Linked DNA regions of Homo sapiens: region 2 is linked to region 1. Evidence: read pairs that join two places in POLR2A ChIA-PET (ENCODE). Cell type or tissue: GM12878. All regions are shown on one strand. Links, peaks and the distances in the headings refer to the core of each region. The heading gives the core; the rest is flanking DNA. Region 1 overlaps MCM5 (minichromosome maintenance complex component 5). Region 2 overlaps RBFOX2 (RNA binding fox-1 homolog 2).

Region 1 (9,924 bases), core at 2,925-6,924:
CTCTGAGCCTAGGGGGATGACGAAGTGGCCTGCCTCTCATGTTGTGGAGTCAGGTGAGGCAGCAGACATAGAAGTGCTTTATACCATCAGGCATCACAGCTCCAGAAAAGACCATCACCGTCACTCCATGAGCCTCCAACTCCCCTCTTCCCATACCCACTTCGTAAGTTTTCAGGATTCATGAACTGCTTGGAAAATCATACATCCTGATTACGTAATCTGCATGAAGGAATTGTGCTAAACACCACATGCATTTTCAAGCAGCCCTCTGAGAGATTAAGGACTGTCCTTATCCCCATTTTACTGATGAGGAAACTGAAGCTTGACAAAGTCACATAACTTGCCCAGGGAGCAAGAGCCTGACCCCTACATACTCTGTTGCCACTAATGAAGTTAACAGAAGCTACAGATCCGCTCTCCTCAGAACATCTGCATGCAATTTCAGGATATGCAAGCCCAGGTTAGAACCCTAATCAAAGATCTCAAAACCTTCCACCCAGGTTACTATGAGGGGCCCAAGCTCAGTACCCTCTCCCCCTCAGTAGAATCTTTTTTGTTTTCCTTTTTGAGACAGGGTCTCGCTCTGTCACCCAGGCTAGAGTGGAGTGGTGTAATCACAGCTCACTGCAACCTCAACCTTCTGGGGTCAAGTGATTCTCCCACCTCAGCCTCCCAAGTAGCTGGGATTATAGGTGTCTGCCCCAACACCCAGCTAATAAATTTTTTTTTTTTAGATACAGGGTCTCAGTATGTTGCCCAGGCTGGTCTTGAACTCCTGGCCTCAAGCAATCCTCCTGTCTCAGCCGCTCCAAGTGCTGGGATTACAGGCATGAGCCACCGTGGCTGTTCAGCAGGATCTTAACAGAAAGCCTGGGGTACGCTGGGCGCAGTAGCTCACGCCTGTAATCCACGCACTCTGGGAGGCCAAGGCGGGCGGATCATGAGGTCAGGAGATCGAGACCATCCTGGCTAACAAGGTGAAACCTCATCTCTACTAAAAAATACAAAAAATTAGCTGGGCATGGTGGAGGGCGCCTGTAGTCCCAGCTACTCGGGAGGCTGAGGCCGGAGAATGGCATTAACCCAGGAGGTGGAGCTTGCAGTGAGCCGAGATCGCGCCACTGCACTCCAGCCTGGGCTACAGAGCCAGACTCCGTCTCAAAAAAAAAAAGAAAGCCTGGGGTAGGAGGTGGGGTGTCAGGCTGGGAAGAGGCTTTGCCAGCTATTGGTTATCTAGCTGTGCATCCTGGGCCTCTTATCCTAAGAAGAACACAGACTTTGGAAAGCAATGCACATAGGCTGAAAGCCCGGCTCTCCTCCACACAGGAAGTCATTTAATCTCTCCAAGTTACATTTCCTCATCTGCAAAATGGGGCTGACATGCCCCTGCAGATTATGGAAAGACGAGATGAGAGGAACTTATGGAAGCATTAGGCACAGAGCAGGTGCTCTGCAACTGGCCACCTTCTCCACCCTACTCACCCTGCTCCAGATGACCCACTCCCAACACTCGGGTTAGGGCCACAGCTGGGACATCCACCGTCGTAGATGCCCACCTCCCAGCCCGTCTGCCTCACCTGTCGCAGTAGAGCTGCATGTGTCTGGGCATCTCCCCGTGGGGGACTGCATCAGGCAGCTCCTGCAGCTTCAGGGTCTGGAAGTCCACGCATTTGCATTTGTCGGGCATGATGAAGTACGGGTCCAATGGGCATTTGGGGCGCCCAGCCTGATCTCTGTACAAGGTAAGGGAAAAGAGTCACCAAAGCTACCTGGAGAATCCAAAGGCAGGGCTCATTCATCCCAGGAGCCAGCAAGGAGACGTTGCCAGCGGCAATTTATGGGGGTCTCCAGAATAAGCTGGAGATAAGCCAGGCAGGCAACGCTGCCTGGAGGTAAGAAAGGAAGGCAACACTGACGGACCTAGCACTGGATTAAGAGTCAAGGGAACTGCTTGAGGCTGGGTCCTTCCATTAACTTGCTGAGAGGAGGCAGACAGGTCACACTCGGTCTTCTTGCAGGATCATGGTGTCCTCATGGGTGAAGAGCTAGTTCATCAATTCTCTTACTAAAGCCCCACTCAAATCCCAAGATCTTTTCCAGTGGGATTCTAGGCAGTTCTAGACCATTCTGAGGGTCTAAGCCTCTACGTATCCCTAGGTAATTATGTCATTATTCAATAGATATTATAGCAACATAAAGAAGTAAACATCATAGCAAAACCTACTATGTGTCTGACACTATTCCAGGTGCAGGGGGCACAGCACTGAACAAAAAGGTCCCTGCTCTTGTGGAGCCTAAGTTCCTATCAAGGGAGGCTGAAAAGACATACAAGCAAACAATCATATTAAAGAGTGACAGCTACATGCTGTGAAGAAAAGTAAAAAAGTAGGCAGGTGTGGGAGAGACGAGGTACGTGCACACCAAACTGAAGATGAAGGGTTGGGCAAGATGCCCCTGGTAAGGGGACATGTGAAGAGAAGCCTGAAGAAGTGAGGACACAGACTATGGTAGCTTGAGGAACAGCACTCCCAGTAGAGGAAACAGCAAGGTCAAAGGCAGTGAGACTGGGGGTAGTCAGTGTATTCCAGAAACAGGAAGGAGGCAGTGAGGCCGGGCCTGGAGAGAGGAGGGGCAGCGAGGCCTGGGGAAGCCAGGAGCAGATCGTGGTGGGCTGTGCAGGACTTGACTAAGAAGTAAATGACTGGACCACCTGAGTGTCAAGGGACACCTGGCTGCTGGGTGGAAAACAGACTGAGGGGGTGGAGGGTGGACGCGGGGGATCAGGGAGGAGGTAGCGTGCCTCTCCAAGTGAGAGATGTCAACAGCATGGAATGAGGCAGCTGTGCCACAGGTGGATGGGAAGCTGAGGAGGCACCAGCGAAGGAGCCAAGAAAGAGCAGCCAGTGAAGAGGGTGGGGTTCCTTCAGACTGGGGGCAGCAAACATTTTCTAGAAAGGGCCGGAGGATGTGCATTCCAGGTTCTGCCAGCCAAGAGGCCACATACCCTGCCTTTGTAGTGCGAAACCAGCTGTGGGCAATACTTAAATGAACGAACGTGTTCCTGGGCCATAGGGTCAGCAGGCTAGATCTGGCCTAGTGAGCAAACCATAGTTTGCTTCAGAAGATTCCAAGTAGACTCATTACCCTGGACTGCTTTTCCCTCCCAACCCTGGGTTCCCTACAACGCTGTCTGGGTATCCTGGTGAGACAGAAGTCACCAATGTAGAGGGACCCTGTTCATGGTGTCTCAGAGCCACAGGGCATCAGATCTGTGCCAATCCTAAGGGCACACCCCTGCCCAGCCCATCCCAGTGGATCTCTAGAAGCAGCTGCAGGCAGTGCTTGCTACTTGTTCTCATCCTTTCTGATCTTCACTCAGGTCACCTCCCACAGTCCCTCTGGGCCACAGACTCACGTGTTGCACTTCCTGGGCAGGGCATAGCCCTCGAGGCCAGGGCGCATGGCAATGTTGGTGAGGGTGTTGCGGCAGCTGCGGCACTGGATAGAGATGCGGGTGGCCTTGGCACGGACCGCAGAGGCCGCGATGATGATGCCAGGGATCTTCACCAGGTGTGACATCATGTCCGACTGTAATAGAGCCATCGGGAAGCTTGTTGGTTAAGGGGAGCCAGGACGCATCTGAGATATGCCAGTAAATATCCTGGGCAGGAGCCTGGAGGAGGTGGGCACAGAGCTGCAGGGAGGGCCACAGCTCTTCTGTTCCGCTCAAAAAATGCTTCCAGAGCATCCACCCAGTGCCAGGCTATCTGGACCCTGGGGTTCAGAGGAGCCTCAGGCACAGCTCCTGCTTTTAAAGACCTCGCAGCACAATTGGGGGGGGAGGTGGCAGGGCAAGAGATACACTAAGCACATTTCACTACAAAGTGGCAGGTGCCAGGAGAGAGACCTGACCCCAGCTCTGATGGCGACATCCTTGGACCTGTAGAGTACAACACAGAACAAACCTGGGAGGCAGGGGCCCACATTCTAGTTCAAGTTCTGTCAAAACCTGCTGTGTGGTCTTCTGTCTGGGTCACTTCTCTTTGAGCCTCAGTTTCCCCATCTTAATGACTATTCCCACACCGGACAATAAGGCAGTAATATTTTTTCTTTTTTCTTTTTTTTTTTTTGAGACAGAGTCTTGCTGTGTCGCCAAGGCTGGAGTGCAATGGCAGGATCTCGGCTTACTGCAACCTCCGCCTCCCGGGTTCAAGCGATTCTCCTGCCTCAGCCTCCCAAGTAGCTGGGATTACAGGTAACTGCCACCATGTCCAGCTAACTTTTTGTATTTTTAGTAGAGACGGGGTTTCACTATGTTGGCCAGGCTGGTCTCGAACTCTTGACCTCAGGCAATTCACTGGCCTCGGCCTCCCAAAATGCTGGGATTACAGGCATGAGCCACCGCGCCCGGCCGTAATGTTAATTTTTAAGTGTGATGTTATTGTAGCTATGCCTTTAAAAATGACTCTTCAAAGGCTGGGTGCAGTGGATCACGCCTGTAATACCGACACTTTGGAAGGCCGAGGCGGACGGATCACTTGAGATCGGGAGTTCGAGACCAGCCTGGCCAACATGGTGAATCCCCGTCTCTACTAAAAATACAAAAATTAGCCAGGTGTGATGGCATATGCCTGTAATCCCAGCTACTCGGGAGGCTGAGGCCGGAGAATTGCTTGAACCGGGGAAGCAGGGGTTACAGTGAGCTGAGATCATGCCACTGCACTCCATCCTGGGCGACAGAGTCAAACTCCGTCTCAAAAAAAAAGAGATTCATCTTTTAGAGATACATGGAGAAATAGTTCCAGATCAAATTATATGATGTATGGGACTTGTTTCAAAAGAACTCCAGGGCCACAGATGAAACAAGATTTGGCATCTATGGATCACCTGAGGTCAGGAGTTCGAGACCAGCCTGGCCAACATGGTGAAACCCCATCTCTACTAAAAATTAGCCGGGCGTGGTGGTGTGTGCCTGTAATTCCAACCACTTGGGGGGCTGAGGCAGGAGAATCACTTGAACCCATGAGGCGGAAGTTGCAGTGAGCTGAGATCGTGCCACTGCACTCCAGCCTGGGCAACAAGAGCAAAAACTCCATCTCAAAAAAAAAAAAAAAAAAAAATTGGCCTCTAGTTGCTAATTATTAAGCTGGGTGATGAGTACAAGAGGATTCGTTATACGATTCTCTTTATATTCTAATGTTTGAATTATCCATAATAAAAAGTAAAACATAAATTCTCAGCCGATCCACTCCTTCCTATGGCCAGCCCTTGCCCTTCACAAAGCTCCTGAGCCACTAGTGTACAGGACTGGGACAATCTCTCTCCACCTTGTCTCCGTTTCTCAATGCCCTCCTCCGGCTGAACGAGAGAACCAGACATGAGCAGAAGTTTTGCTGGGGCTCTCAAAGAAAGCAGGAAGAGGCTGTGGGAAGCAGAAGCGAGGCTGGGGAGGCGGAATTCAAGACTCCATGCCTGCATCATTACAATAAAGTGACCATCACCACCTCAACCTAGCACCTGGTCAGTCTCAGCATAGTGGATGGAGGGATGCAATGAGGGATCCAATACCACCCATAAGCGTTCTTGCCCGGTATGTGAAATCGAAACACAGTCAGGCCTTTGCATCTAACTTCCAGCTTCCAAAAATCACGGGGGGGAAGGGGTATGTTGTAACCACCCCAAGGAGGCCTTCAGATAAATCTAAAAGGCAGCACATTCTACAGGATAATGGCTCCTGCTTCTTTAGCAAATCAATAATGTATCTGTGAAAGAACTTACACCCAGAGTAAAGGAAGCTGTCCTGGATTAAAAGAGATTTAAACAACAATCCAGTACAATGCCTGGTCCTGGCTGAGACACACGAGCTGTAAGAGTCATGTGAGGTAATTTGGTCAATCTGAATCTAGACTGTATATTCAATGATACTAAGAGATCTTTGATGTTTCAGTTGAGGTGCTAATGAGACTATGTAAGAAAACTTTTTTTTTTCGGGATAAAGTGTCATGTCTGTAATTTATTTTTTATTTTTAGAGACAGGGTCTTGCTCTGTCACCCAGGCTAAAGTGCTGAGAGGCACAATCAGAGCTCACTGTAACCTCAAATTCCTAGGCCCCTTGATCCTCCCACTTCAGCCTTCCAAGTAGCCTGGACTATAGGCATATGCCAGCATACCTAGCTTTGTTTTTTTTGTTTTTTTTTTGTTTTGTTTTTTGGAGAGCCAGGGTCTCAAACTCCCGGTATCAAGCAATCTTCCTCCCTCGGCCTCCCAAAGTGCTAAGATTAGAGGCATGAGCCACTGTGCATGAATTTACTTTAAAATTCTTTAGCAAAAAAGAAAAAGGACAAAATAGGAAACAACACAAAATGTTAATTATTAAATCTGGGTGAAGCTTTATGGGATTCATTATACTACTCTCTGCTTTTGGGTGTGTAATTTTTCATAACAAAAAGCAAAAAACAACAAACGATCCTTTTGTCTCCAGGAGGAGACAGGTTCAGAAAGGTCAAGTGCCTCACTCAAGGCCACACAGCTAGCACTCAGGTCTGGCTGCATCCAAAGCCCTCTGCACCATGCAGCAGCCACTGCCCTCCGACCCACCTTCAGGCTACGAATGCTGGAAGGGCTGGCGTCCGACTTGAGCATGACCTGGATGTCCTGGAGCACCTCCTCCCCAGAAGGCCGGGGCCGGGTCACCTCATCAGCTACCTCCTTGGCAGCTTCCTCCAGCTGGAGAAAGGGAAGGGCACAGGCTATTAGTAACTGGGGCAGAGCAGCCCTGGGAAGCTCAGGGATGGGGTCCCACTCACCAGCTGCAGGTGCTCGGCTGGCTGCTTGTACAAGTAGTCGGCCAGGTCCTCATCAAAGCTGGCCAGATCCTCCATCTCCACCTCAATCCAGTACTCCCCCAGGTTGTAATGCCGCTTGAGTTCATCCCTGGAGTGGGCACATAGCAGGGTGGGGCAGGAAGGGTGCAAAGAAGAGGAAACCAACACTGGCTGAGGTGTGCCTGCACCCCTGAATCTGCCCACACCACAGCCACCATGACCTCACCATTCCTCTTCCCAAACACACATCTAATTCCAGATCATTCCATTATTTAACCCTGCAGAGGCTACTCACTGCTGGCACAGGCATGCCCTAAAGAAAGCTCCATGGAAGGGGTCCACAAGACAGTCAAAGGATGTTTCAACACCCAGGCCAGCGTGCACAAAACAACAAACCAGTTCTGTCACTGAAGGACTCCGCAGAGCCTTTAACTTCTCTTGGAAAAGAACAATGCACACAGCTCAAACTTGGGGCCCAGTGAGGTGGCTCATGCCTGTAATCCCAACACTTTAGGAAGCTGAGGAGGGTGGATTACTTGAGGCCAGGAGTTCAACACCAGCCTGGGCCACATGGCAACACCCAGTCTCTACTAAAAATACGAAGATTAGCCGGGCATGGTAGCATACGCCTGTAGTCCCAGCTACTGAGGCATGAGAATGCCTGAACCCCAGAGGTGGAGGCTGCAGTGACCAGAGATCTCGCCAGGGCACTCCAGCCTGGGCGACAGACTGAGACTCTGTCTCAAAAAAAAAAACCAAAAAGGTACCAGCCTCACCAACATGGAGAAACCCCATCTCTACTAAAAATACAAAAAAAAAAACCTAGCCGGGTGTGGTGGCGGATGCCTGTAATCCTAGCTACTTGGGGGACTGAGGCAGGAGAATCACTTGAACCCGGCAGGCAGCAGTTGCAGTGAGCCAAGATCACGCCACTGTACTCAAACCTGGGTGACAGAGCGAGACTCCATCTCAAAAAAAAAAAAACAAAAAACAAAACAACAAAAAAACTGGAGGCACCAAGGCAGCAGAAAACACATCTGCCTTATCAACCTCTAGTCAGACTGTTTTTTTTTAAATAGAGCCTGGGTTTCACTATGTTGCCCAGCCAGGTCTTGAACTCCTGGGGTCAAATGATCCATTGGCATCAGCCTCCCAAAGCGTCGGAATTACAAGCATGAGCCACTGCGTCCAGCCCAGATGCTTAGCAGAGCATCCCATGTGACTGCTGTGGCAAGAACATATTTGGGGACCACTGACCAACGCACAGGCTGTTCCCCAGCCTCGCAGTATCACAGGCCTGAGCCCCGTCTCCCTTATGTCCAGGAGCCAGTAAAATGGCCAGACTGCTACTGAAAGCCACTTGCTGTGAGGACACCCCACACCTCTACACAAGCAATTGCTCCTACCTAGACAGAAAGCTTTCTACACCTGCAACTCTGACCTTAGCTCAAAGGTCCCCTCAAACTTCAGCCCCCCGGAAAACTTCCCTAAGTCCTTTCACCTTCCTCTGTGGAGGAAATGACCACCGTGGAAGTTATCTGTTGGTCTTCACGACTCACTCCTCTGACTTAGGAGCTTCTCTAGGACAAGAAGCACGTCTTTTCATCTTTGTAGCGCAGTGCCTGGCACACAGGTGGGCAATATCAGCTGCTGCATGAGTAAGTGAAAGCAGGAATGGCTTTACCCATTTCTGGCCTGGTGAGGCCCAGAGACACTGACACCTGGAAGTCACTCAGCTAATAATGGGCCAGTGCTGAACCTGCAACCTCATGTTCTCTGCATTTTAACATTTCAGGGATAGAGGCCGGGCCTATGAGAATTCTCATGATGTCACAGGTCGTACAATCACCTAGAAGCAGGAGCCAGGTCCAGCTTCAGTGCTGCAGCCCAGCACCCAGAACAGTATCTGGCAGGCAGCAGGTGCTCAATCAATGAAGGTGCAAGACTGGTATAAATAAATGAATGAGCGAAGTGAAGTGAATCCTAACTGCCATCTTCACCTTTTACACCTACAGGGAACTTGAGTTTGTAAGGTCTCAGACATGACATGGAAGGATGATAGGAAGCAGATGAACAGGAACAAGATCTGGATAAAGAACTAAACGGTCCAAGTGGCGCTAGCTGGTTGCTGGTGGCCCACTCAACAGGTGACTCACCCAGAAGTTAACTCCAGGTACAGATAAAATACACAAAGCAGGCCGGGCACGGTGGCTCACGCCTGTAATCCCAGCACTTTGGGAGACTGAGGCGGGTGGATCACTTGAGGTCAGGAGTTCGAGAGCAGCCTGGCGAACATGGCGAAACCCCATCTCTACTAAAATTACAAAAAATTATCCGGGCGTGGTGATGGCGGGGGTAGTCCCACCTACTCGGGAGGCTGAGGCACAAGAATCGCTTGAACCCGGGAAGCGGAGGTTGCAGTGAGCCGAGATCGTGCCACTGCACTCCAGCCTGGCGACAGAGCGAGACTCCGTCTCAAAATAATAAACAAATACGTTAATAATAAAATAAAATAAAATAAAGTAAAACAAAATACACAAAGCCTTATACCAAGGCGTGAGGCTGCCGGGATGAGCCCTGTGACCCAGGACCGGCTCTTTCCCCCGTCTGGGCCCATCTGTGCCCTGACTGTCCAGGACTCTAGCAGGCTGGTAGAGGCGTGTGAGCGGCCACACTGGAACTCGAGCCCCCGGCCCCGCAGGAGCCGCACCTGTATTTGAAGGTGAAGCCCGTGCGGTCGGTGCCCACTCGGTACTGCCGCAGGAACTCCTTGAAGCGCCTCTGCAGCTGCGATTTGCGGGCCTGCCCCTCGTCGGCCTGGGCGTCGCCCCCGAAGCTGTCGCTGTAGAAAATGCCAGGATCGTCGAATCCCGACATGACTGCGCCTGGGGTGGGAACAAACGGCCAGAACAGGCTGGGGGCAGCGCCTGGCACCTCCTCCCCTCCGACGCCTGGGTCCCTGCCCTGAGTCCGGAGCAGGGGGACCCCCGGCCGCGCTCCCGGACTCCAACCCCAGTTCCCGAGAAACTCCTGTCCCACTCCAACTACACCCGGAAATCCAGATGCCTGCTGGCTCCCAGTCCCAGTCCCACTCCCACT
Region 2 (9,924 bases), core at 4,039-8,038, 610 kb before region 1:
GATTAAGAAAAATTGTGAAATTCCAGAGTGAGGGTATCATCACAGAATTTTCCAGGCACTTTGAATGTCAAAGGATTAACCGCTTTTTATAGAATAAGTTCATTTACTGGGGTCATTCCCAAGGCTGCTTACTAAATGGAGCTGTAGTGCTAAGCGTTAGATTCCAAAGTTGAATCTTGTTAAGTTGTACCACTAAGCTTTTGGAGTAAATCATCACTTACCAAAATGGAGTTTAGGAAACGCCAGAGAGTCTGTGATGCTTTTGTTATAATCCTTAGGCTCAGAAGGAACCCTAGGAGAAAGAGAGGAAGGGTCGGTGCTTTCAAAGGCAGTATACAGAAACTTGATGTAGGTGGAAGAGGAGTCAGTGCAGCCCTGGAAAGAGTACAGAAATAGAGAAACGTGAACCAGAGAGTAGGAGGGAAGTGACAAACTCAACTGGAAAGCTGATGTACAGTTTGAGAAATGTAGTTAAAGAGAGTACTTGGAAATACTGTACTCAAAGTTTGTGGGAAGTTAAATGAGTTAAATATAGGGCTATTAGAGGTTCATTTCACTTTAAGTTTAATATGTATGAAATTTACGCTCTATACAATGTAGTGGGGAATGAATTCTTTTGGTCAGCTTTTCTAGTGAACAATTTGATTCATAAAAATTTTATTTTTGTGCAGTTTTCTAAGAGTTTAGCTGCTGTATAAGGTAAGATGTACCTTATTACTTATAGCTTTCAGCAGAATTCTTTGTGTCAGTGAAATGTTGATATGGTATAATTATTATATGGCCAAGTAACCGCTTCTCACCATAGAGTCATAAATCCAGTTTAGCCAAGTGGGTTCAGCAGTTATTCCTATTAGCAGCTGATTCTAGTAGTAAGATGACTTTCTTTCAGGTTTCAGGGAAGGGGTTCCAGATAGCCTGAAGTTGCTTTGTAGATGCTGTGTTTATTGAAGTAGTTTATCTTCCCATTTGCTTATTTATGGGCTTATTTCCTCATAGGTGGATGTCTCTTTGTGCCCTCATTTGGTATTTGGTGCTGAAACTAAGCATGGTGCTACCATTCAAGAAGAGTTATAAAAATATTGTGTTTTTTTTTTCTTGCAAGTAATTTCATGAACAATATTTCACTGAAATTACTGAATTTTTCATCTCTCCCTGTCCCAGTGTCCTTGGGCTGCCACAGCAAAATACCATAGACTGGGTGGCTTAAACAACAGACATTTATTTCTCACAGTTTTGGAGGCTGGGAAGTCCAAGATGAAGGTGCCAGCAGATTTCATGTCTGGTGAGGGCCCACCTTCTGGCTTGTGGATAGCTGTCTTCTTGCTGTGTGTTCACATGGCCTTTCCTTTGTCTGTGCCCTGGGGGAGAGAGAGTCAGTGGTCTCTTCCTCTTCTTATAAGGGCACTCATTTATCATGTAGTTCCCACCCTCATGACCCAATCTGAAGCTAATTCTAGAGGTCCTACCTCCAAATACCATTACACTGGGGTTAGGGCTTCAACATACGAAATTTAGAGGGACACAGACATTAAGCCTGTAACACTACCAGAGTGGTAAATATTGTAGATGGAGAAACTGAGGAACAGTCATGTAAAACTTGTTGCTTTTTTCCCCATGTCTTACAAGGAAGTCTGCAGATGTAAAACTGGAAATGTATTTGAGAAGGAGAAAGTCAGATCTGATTTCAAAGTAGAATTATTCTTCAGGGTGACTCAAGAGATTAGCTTGAGTTGAGTTTGTCTCCCAACTCCCTCCCATTTTCTAGCTACTCTGTCATTTTTTTTTCACTATCACGCTGACATGTGAACACAACAGAAGCTAACTAGAAATTTAACTTTCATTTTGCTGTAAAGCAGACTGGTGCAGACAGGCCTCAAGTTTACAGGACTGCTGAGAAAGAAATTGAGTTATGCTACTTTGTATAAACAAGAATGTTGCTAGTGAATCTCTAGTTTAACATCTCTCAGGCCTTCAGTTTGATGTCAGGCTTTAATAATTTGTAGAAAAAGACAGTCATTTTAGTAAGCAGATTTCTTTGAATTTTTGTTGATATACATTTGTAAAGCATAGTAAACATCTTTATTCTGGGGCAAATGTGCACTTCCTTCAAAGGCAGGAGGGAAGAACCACAGACATGATTGGAAGGAAATGGCAGTAATTGGAGCATGAGCAGACAGATGGAGTGAGGGATGGTGAGTACATTTGGTGTTTTAGGTGGCCCCTAGGAGTATTGAGTTTCTTCTTATTCTCCTCTACAACCCCAATACAAGCAGGCAGCTTACATGGCTAAGGTTTCATTATCTAATCCATCACAGATCAGCTTGAATAAACCCATTGGCTGATGCTGATCTAGTTAGGAAAGTAGCAAAGCTGCTTGAGCCAGGATTGGGACAAATCGGATCAGAACTGCCATGTGAATCCTGGACGCATTTCTGTAATTTGGGTGGGCAAAGTAGTTTGGGAAGTCATTTACTCAAGAGAATGAGCAGTCAGCCATGAGTTTTTTCAAACATTGTCTTAGGGACTCTGAGGGGAAAGTGTGTGGAGGATTTGAGATATTTCTCTGGAGGATAGCCAGATTGCTTTGATTATTTGAGTCTGAACATTTTTTGGTCACTAATGCTCAGAAGTGACCTTTTTTTTTTTAGTAGCATTTGGAGATTCCAGTTGTGATCGTTTGTCACTTTTGTGAGTGATCCCTTAATCTGAGACCGTAGGATATATGTCCCTTCTCTGTTTTTATTTTATTTTTATTTTTTATTTTTATTATACTTCAAGTTCTAGGGTACGTGTGCACAACGTGCGGGTTTGTTATGTATGTATACATGTGCCATGTTGGTGTGGCTGCACCCATTAACTCGTCATTTACATCAGGTGTATTTCCTAATGTTATCCCTCCCCCCTCCCCCCACCCCAGGACAGGCCCCATTGTGTGATGTTCCCCACCCTGTGTCCAAGTGTTCTCATTGTTTAATTCTCACCTATGAGTGAGAACATGCAGTGTTTGGTTTTCTGTCCTTGTGATAGTTTGCTCAGAATGATGGTTTCCAGCTTCATCCATGTTCCTACAAAGGACGTGAACTCATCCTTTTTTAGGGCTGCATGGTATTCCATGGTGTATATGTGCCACATTTTCTTAATCCAATTTATCATTGATGGGCATTTGGGTTGGTTCCAAGTCTTTGCTATTGTGAATAGTGCTGCAGTAAACATACGTGTGCATGTGTCTTTATAGCAGCATGATTTATAATCCTTTGGATATATACCCAGTAATGGGATGGCTGCGTCAAATGGTATTTCTAATTCTAGATCCTTGAGGAATCGCCACACTGTCTTCCACAATGGTTGAACTAGTTTACAGTCCCACCAACAGTGTAAAAGTGTTCCTATTTCTCCACATCCTCTCCAGCACCTGTTGTTTCCTGACTTTTTAATGATCGCCATTCTAACTGTTGTGAGATGGTATCTCATTGTGGTTTTGATTTGCATTTCTCTGATGACCAGTGATGATGAGCATTTTTTCATGTGTCTGTTGGCTGCGTAAATTTCTTTTGAGAAGTGTCTGTTCATATCCTTTGCCCACTTTTTGGTGGGATTGTTTGATTTTTTCTTGTAAATTTGTTTGAGTTCATTGTAGATTCTGGATATTAGCCCTTTGTCAGATAGGTAGATTGTAAAAATTTTCTCCCATTCTGTAGGTTGCCTGTTCACTCTGATGGTGGTTTCTTTTGCTGTGCAGAAGCTCTTTAGTTTAATTAGATCCCATTTGTCAATTTTGGCTTTTGTTGCCATTGCTTTTGGTGTTTTAGTCATGAAGTCCTTGCCCATGCCTATGTCCTGAATGGTATTGCCTAGGTTTTCTTCTAGGGTTTTTATGCTTTTAGGTCTAACATTTAAATCTTTAATCCGTCTTGAATTAATTTTTGTATAAGGTGTAAGGAAGGGATCCAGTTTCAGCTTTCTGCATATGGCTAGCCAGTTTTCCCAGCACCGTTTATTAGATAGGGAATCCTTTCCCCATTTCTTGTTTTTTGTCAGGTTTGTCAAAGATCAGGTGGTTGTAGATGTGTGGTATTATTTCTGAGGGCTCTGTTCTGTTCCATTGGTCTATATCTCTGTCTTGGTACCAGTACCATGCTGTTTTGGTTACTATAGCCTTGTAGTATAATTTGAAGTCAGGTAGCGTGATGCCCCCAGCTTTGTTCTTTTGGCTTAGGATTGTCTTGGCAATGTGGGCTCTTTTTTGGTTCTATATGAACTTCAAAGTAGTTTTTTCCAATTCTGTGAAGAAAGTCATTGGTAGCTTGATGGGGATGGCATTGAATCTATAGTTTACCTTGGGCAGTATGGCCATTTTCATGATATTGATTCTTCCTATCCATGAGTCCCTTCTCTGTTTTTAAAGGGGAGATATTTTTATTACTAACCTTAATATGTAATCATATTTGTTATCCATATATACTTGAAATATGGTGTAGTAAATAAACACCATTTAGAGCTTCTCATTTTGGGATTTGAATCCTGGCTTCTCCATTTACCAAATGAATGAGCTATTCAACATCTCTGAGCTCCTGCTCACACATCTGTGAACTGGGAGAATTAATGTATACTCTTATAAACCACTGTAATGAGAACTGAGATTCTTTAAGGTGCCTATCAAGGAACCCAGCACTACATGTTTATTTCTTGCTTTCCTTATATCCTGCTATACAGCACTCACTAACTTCCTGCTTACTGTTTAATCTGCATGGAGTGGTTAATGTGCTTCTGATTGATTAAGTGCCAGAGTTGGGAACTACTAGAGATGAGCAGTGTGTTAAAGGGGAAACCTCATTTGCTCATTATCCAGGGTGGAGGAGTGGAATGAACTGGGTCATTGTGGTCTCTCTTGTCAGAGGAAGGGGAGACAATTCTTTGCTAAGGAGTGAAAGGACTGCTGCAGTATCACAGTGTCTGCAGGGGGGATGTGGATTTCTTAGAACCCGTGGGATCTCTGTTGGGAGGGTGGGTGACAGATTCACTGGCTGTTTTAGTGGTACATGGAAGGCAGGAACAGTAAAAATGTCGTGTTTCAAATTTTATAAGTTTTGTTACGTATGTTGGTTCAAAAGTGGCACTTTTTGTTCTCATTTTGTCTATGGAAATTGAGCTGGGATGCCTTTGTGTTGTCTCTTGTGGTCCCTTTTCAGTCTCTTCAAACCCGCTCTCCAGACTGCTAACACAGTGATCTATCTAAAAGAGCCAATCTGGCCAGGTGCGGTGGCTCATGCCTGTAATCCCAGCACTTTGGGAGGCTGAGGCGGGCAGATGACTTGAGGTCAGAAGTTCGAGACCAGCCTGGCCAACATGATGAAACCCTGTTTCTACTAAAAATACAAAAATTAGCTGGGCGTGGTGGCGCATGCCTGTAATCCCAGCTACTTGGGAGGCTGAGGCAGGAGAATTGTTTGAACCCAGGAGGTGGAGGTTGCAATGAGGAGAGATCGAGCCACTGCACTTCAGCCTGGATGACAGAGTGAGACTCTGTCTCAAAAATAAAACAAAAGAGTCAATTTGTTACTCCACGCTTAAAATCTTTTGAGAGCTTGTGTTTTTTCTCAGGATTGTCTGTTCTCTTGTTTGGCCTGACTTCTGCGTAACTTTCAAGCTCCGTCTCTTTCCACATTCCACCTCCAAGTCCATGTCCAGTGGCTTATAGTTTTCTTAGCATGTGGTGCCACCCAGCTAATGAATACCTCTGTGCTTTTGTTCCTTTCCCTTCTACCCAAAGTTCCTGCTTCATCTCTTCTACCCCCACATTTGTAAGGCTCAATCTTTAATAATGAGTTTGGATATTGATTCCTCCTGGATGCCTTTTGTGACTATTCCCATGTCTCCCACACTCCTGCTGTCTTCCAAGACATCATGTCTATAGCTCTGTTAAAGGACTTTTTAGATTAATACTTGATTGAATGTCTGCCCCACCACGCTTACCCAGACTGTGAGATCCTTAGGAATCTGTAGGATTAAGCACCATGCCTGGGCCCAAGTAGTCAAGAAACTGTCCATTTTTGTTAAATTGAACTTTGTCTTCCTGCTTCTCAGTTGGGGCCTGCAGATGGCTTTAATTGTTTATCCAGATTTTCCCTGGGGGGTCTGGCCCTTGGTCTGCTTTCTATCCCCTGTGAAGACTGCATGTTGTGTGATATGTGAATGTTAACCTGATCTTTTCATTGATATCAGGGTTAAAGGTGAGAGAGGGGTCTCTGAAAACAGAAGCTGGGGTAGAATTTAACTGCAGAATGTGTTGGGTAGGCATAGCAACCTGATATTTAGTTTCCTGTGTTCAGATATTAATTGAGTGCACGTGTGTATATGTAAAAAGCTCCTTTGTGATAGTGTGGTTAAGGAGAAAAGAGGAACCACACAAGTGAGAGAGGCAATTAGAGCCAACCTGTTCCAGTTCGCTGGAGCAGGCTGTTGATTTACCTTTTTACAGTGCTGCTGCAGGATTCTGGAGTGTAGCAGTTCGCATGTATTACCACCATTTGGGGTGAGAACTATTTGATCAGCTAGGGACCTTAACCTTTCTCTTCTCAACCAGTGAATTTCATCGGATACTATAGCTTTATTTTTTATTTTTTATTTTTTTTGAGACCGAGTTTTTGCTCTTCTTGCCCAGGCTGGAGTGCCATGGCATGATCTCGGCTCACTGCAACCTCCGCCTCCCGGGTTCAAACAATTCTCCTACCTCAGCCTCCCGAGTAGCTGGGATTTACAGGCACCCACCACCAAGCCTAGCTAATTTTTGTATTTTTAGTAGAGACAGGGTTTCACCATGTTGGCCAGGCTGGTCTCGAACTCCTGACATCATGATCCACCCGCCTCGGCTTGCAAAGTGCTGGGATTACAGGCATGAGCCACGTGCCCGGCACTGTAACATGTTTTTATGGATCTGGGGAAAATACCAAGCGGAGACACTTCACAATACATGGTATTTTTCACATCACTCATATTGGATATGTTTGAAAATAAGGAAGTCTGATAGTGTTCCTTTAAATCTCAGCCTTGGCGATAGATTCATAGAAGTATTTTATAAGAATTCTCTCTGGCTGTTGTTCTCCCCTCCGACTTCACTTTCAGCTTCTGGTTTGGGGTCCTGTATAATCCTTGCCTGTTCCAGCCAGTTTAGTAGGGACCTCTTTAGCTGCAAATGATTGTACTTCATAGTGCCTCTGGCCTTTTCTATTCTAAATGAATAAAGAGAATTCTGAGAAGGGAATGAGAGAGAGCAGCCTGTAATATATCACTTCCTTCTGACATGTCCTGCACTTACGTGGCATCTAGAAATTTCTGCCAAAAATTCAAGGCACAGGACACATGATAAATACCACTTATGAAGTAGATGACATTCTTGAATTGTCAAATGATGGTGATGGAATAACTGCTTAAAAACCTGTTTTCCCAAGGGTGGAAAACAGCCTTTGAGGTTTAGACTTCCACATGGGTGTGTTCAGCCATAAGACGTGGGTTTTCTTAGGGACTTAGGTCCCCAGGTAACACCTTGGTGTGTGGGATTTTTCCCATGTATAGGCTGGTTCCTTGGTTTCTCCGTTGTTGAAGAAGAGAGATTTTGCACTGGGTATTGGATATTTTATTCCAGGCATGTGGTTTTTGAGGAGGCATATTGTTGATGTATTTTTTTTTTCTGGCTGCATTGATTTTTGTCAGATTCTAACTGGAAATACCACAAGCAAAGCATGATTTATCATGAGGGATGGGTGGTGTGGCCGTGGGACTCTCCTAGCTCTGGGGATTGGGGTGGAGGCAGAAGCTATGTGAGTAAAACTAGAGGAACTACAGACAGGGCCTGGGGAGACTGGGGGTGTCTGAATGTGGCCTGCAGCAGTTGCTTGAGTTGGAATACTTTTGGGCAGAGGCTCATAGAAATTTCTTTCAATTGCTTTTTTTTTTCTTTTAAGAAGCTTTTTCCCATACAAATTGGAATTGTTTGAAGGAGTGGGCCTTAATTGTTGCCAGCCAGAGTGATTTTCAAAGCAGATCTATATGGATTTCACTTAGGGGTTACTTTCAGGGGGTATGTGGCTTGTTCTGAGACAGGAGGACGTTGGTTCCATTTTCCTGGAAGTTGTTGGGACTCCTGGATGGCCCTGCTCTATTTGTCTTGGGCCATTAGGCAAGTGGAAAAGCAGCTACATAGTTAGCCCTGTTGCATGGAGTTTAGTTTCATAATTCATCCTCTCAGGGATTTTTATACAGTCACACTTACAGCCTAAAGTTTGTTTTCTCCCTTTTTCTTTCTTTTCCTTCTTCAGTTCAGTGGTCCACAAAAATTCTTGGGAGGGTAAGTAATAATTTCGGGTAAAAGGCAGGAATTGTAGATCTTTTTTTAGCCCCCTGCCCCGATTAAATTTCTCCATATTCAGCTTCTCCTTCATCTGCAAAAGCATCTGCAAATGAGGTCGCTATCCCCTAATCAGACTGGCTTGTCCCCTAATTAGTCTGAATATGTGGCTTTGACAGCTTTCACCTGCTGTTTCTTAGTTTCTAGGGGATAAGATAGGATTGTGTGATTTCAAAGTGAAAACTGGCAAAATTGAAAGATGTTTTGTGGTGGCTCCCAACATCCACAAAGCTTAACTCATTGGTTTGCTTCTCATATACAAGCTTCCAGGAACATGGTTACTGTTAGTGGCTGGCACAGTGGGTTTGAAGACTTTGTTGGAACTTCAGGAAGTTTCCCCTTTGGCAAAGCTTACAGGGAGTTGGTAGTACTTGTCCTGAAAGTCTGACCCTGGTCTTATGCTATGCACACCTTGTTTAAAAGAATGCAGAGTACTGCTATTCAGCTATTGCTTAAGCAGTCCGTTTCATATATGTCTGCATTAGTTACATACTTACATAAGATTTTACTATGTTTTGTGTTATATTTGAACTAGAAGTCATAGTTTCATACATGACTCTTATTAAGCTGATAATAAATTGGCAAATTTTGATATCATCCAAGACTTTGAGGTAATGCTGGTCATACTCAAAAGGTCTGTATTTGGGTTTAGAAACTAATTTTTCTGTTAGCTAGCGCCTCTCCATTCCCAGGTGCTGTTCATTACTCATTATAGACATCTTCTGTCCCTCTGCTTTGTTAAAAGTCTTTAGCTGCTTGTCATGATACTGAATAGATCTTTTTGCAGCAGCATTTTAGCTCTGAGCTGGCTGTGTTTTACAGTGTTGGAGATCAGTTGGTTAACTTTGGCATTTCCTACCTTCATACGTAAGCATTAAAGTGTGTTAAGTGCATGTAGTAGCCCTTCAGAGAGGCGCTTATCAGGGACTTCTAGTGATTTTTGTCAGCTGTATAAAAATGCTATGATTAATAGATAACCTGTATCTGTGTGTGCATGCGCAATTTTCTTTTATGCTTACTCTGCGTTTCTTTCTCTAGGAGTGGTGTGAAATAAGTGTTACTCTGTAGGCTTTGCTTTTTTTCAATAATGAGAAGCTTATTTTAAGAATCCCTTATTTGACTTTCTTGAGTTTGGTGTAGGTATCATTTACCCCTTTTGGATTTTAGCTTTACTATGGGTTATTTTTTGCAGTGTTAGAAGCAAGTAGTAAATACTTTGGTATCCCCGAGCTTAAAGAAACCTAAAAATTTTGACTCATTCAGCATTCTGTTTTAAGTTAGGAAATTATTTAATTCTAGTATCCCAAGCTGTATTGTATTGATTGCTCTTTAAGAAATGATAACAGGTGGCCGGGCGCGGTGGCTCACGCTTGTAATCCCAGCACTTTGGGAGGCTGAGGCGGGCGGATCACGAGGTCAGGAGATCGAGACCACGGTGAAACCCCGTCTCTACTAAAAATACAAAAAATTAGCTGGGCGTGGTGGCGGGTGCCTGTAGTCCCAGCTACTCGGAGAGGCTG

The links. Peaks named below come from ENCODE experiments on the same cell type or tissue, not always from the same donor. Only the 100,000 strongest peaks of a DNase experiment are listed, where the experiment ranks them.
Region 2: POLR2A ChIA-PET joins it to region 1 with 5 read pairs; 3 of 35 experiments call an interaction of 5 or more read pairs at or near these places.

What each region holds. Positions count from the first base shown.
Region 1 is chr22:35,400,217-35,410,140 of GRCh38, reverse strand. MCM5 (minichromosome maintenance complex component 5) reads right to left here. Exons shown (of 17, transcript NM_006739.4): 2 at 9,536-9,710; 3 at 6,808-6,934; 4 at 6,599-6,727; 5 at 3,416-3,588; 6 at 1,578-1,733. The coding sequence starts at 9,702. Among named protein-coding and RNA genes, the nearest start is that of MCM5, 5.0 kb to the right of the region's middle. RefSeq lists an enhancer at 23-82. In GM12878, for the core only: no CTCF peak of the experiment used is centred there; no DNase peak of the experiment used is centred there; H3K4me3 peaks cover 451 bases; H3K27ac peaks cover 166 bases.
Region 2 is chr22:36,014,238-36,024,161 of GRCh38, reverse strand. All of the region lies in intron 1 of RBFOX2 (RNA binding fox-1 homolog 2), which reads left to right. Among named protein-coding and RNA genes, the nearest start is that of RBFOX2, 9.6 kb to the left of the region's middle. In GM12878, for the core only: no CTCF peak of the experiment used is centred there; a DNase peak (open chromatin) is centred at 6,421.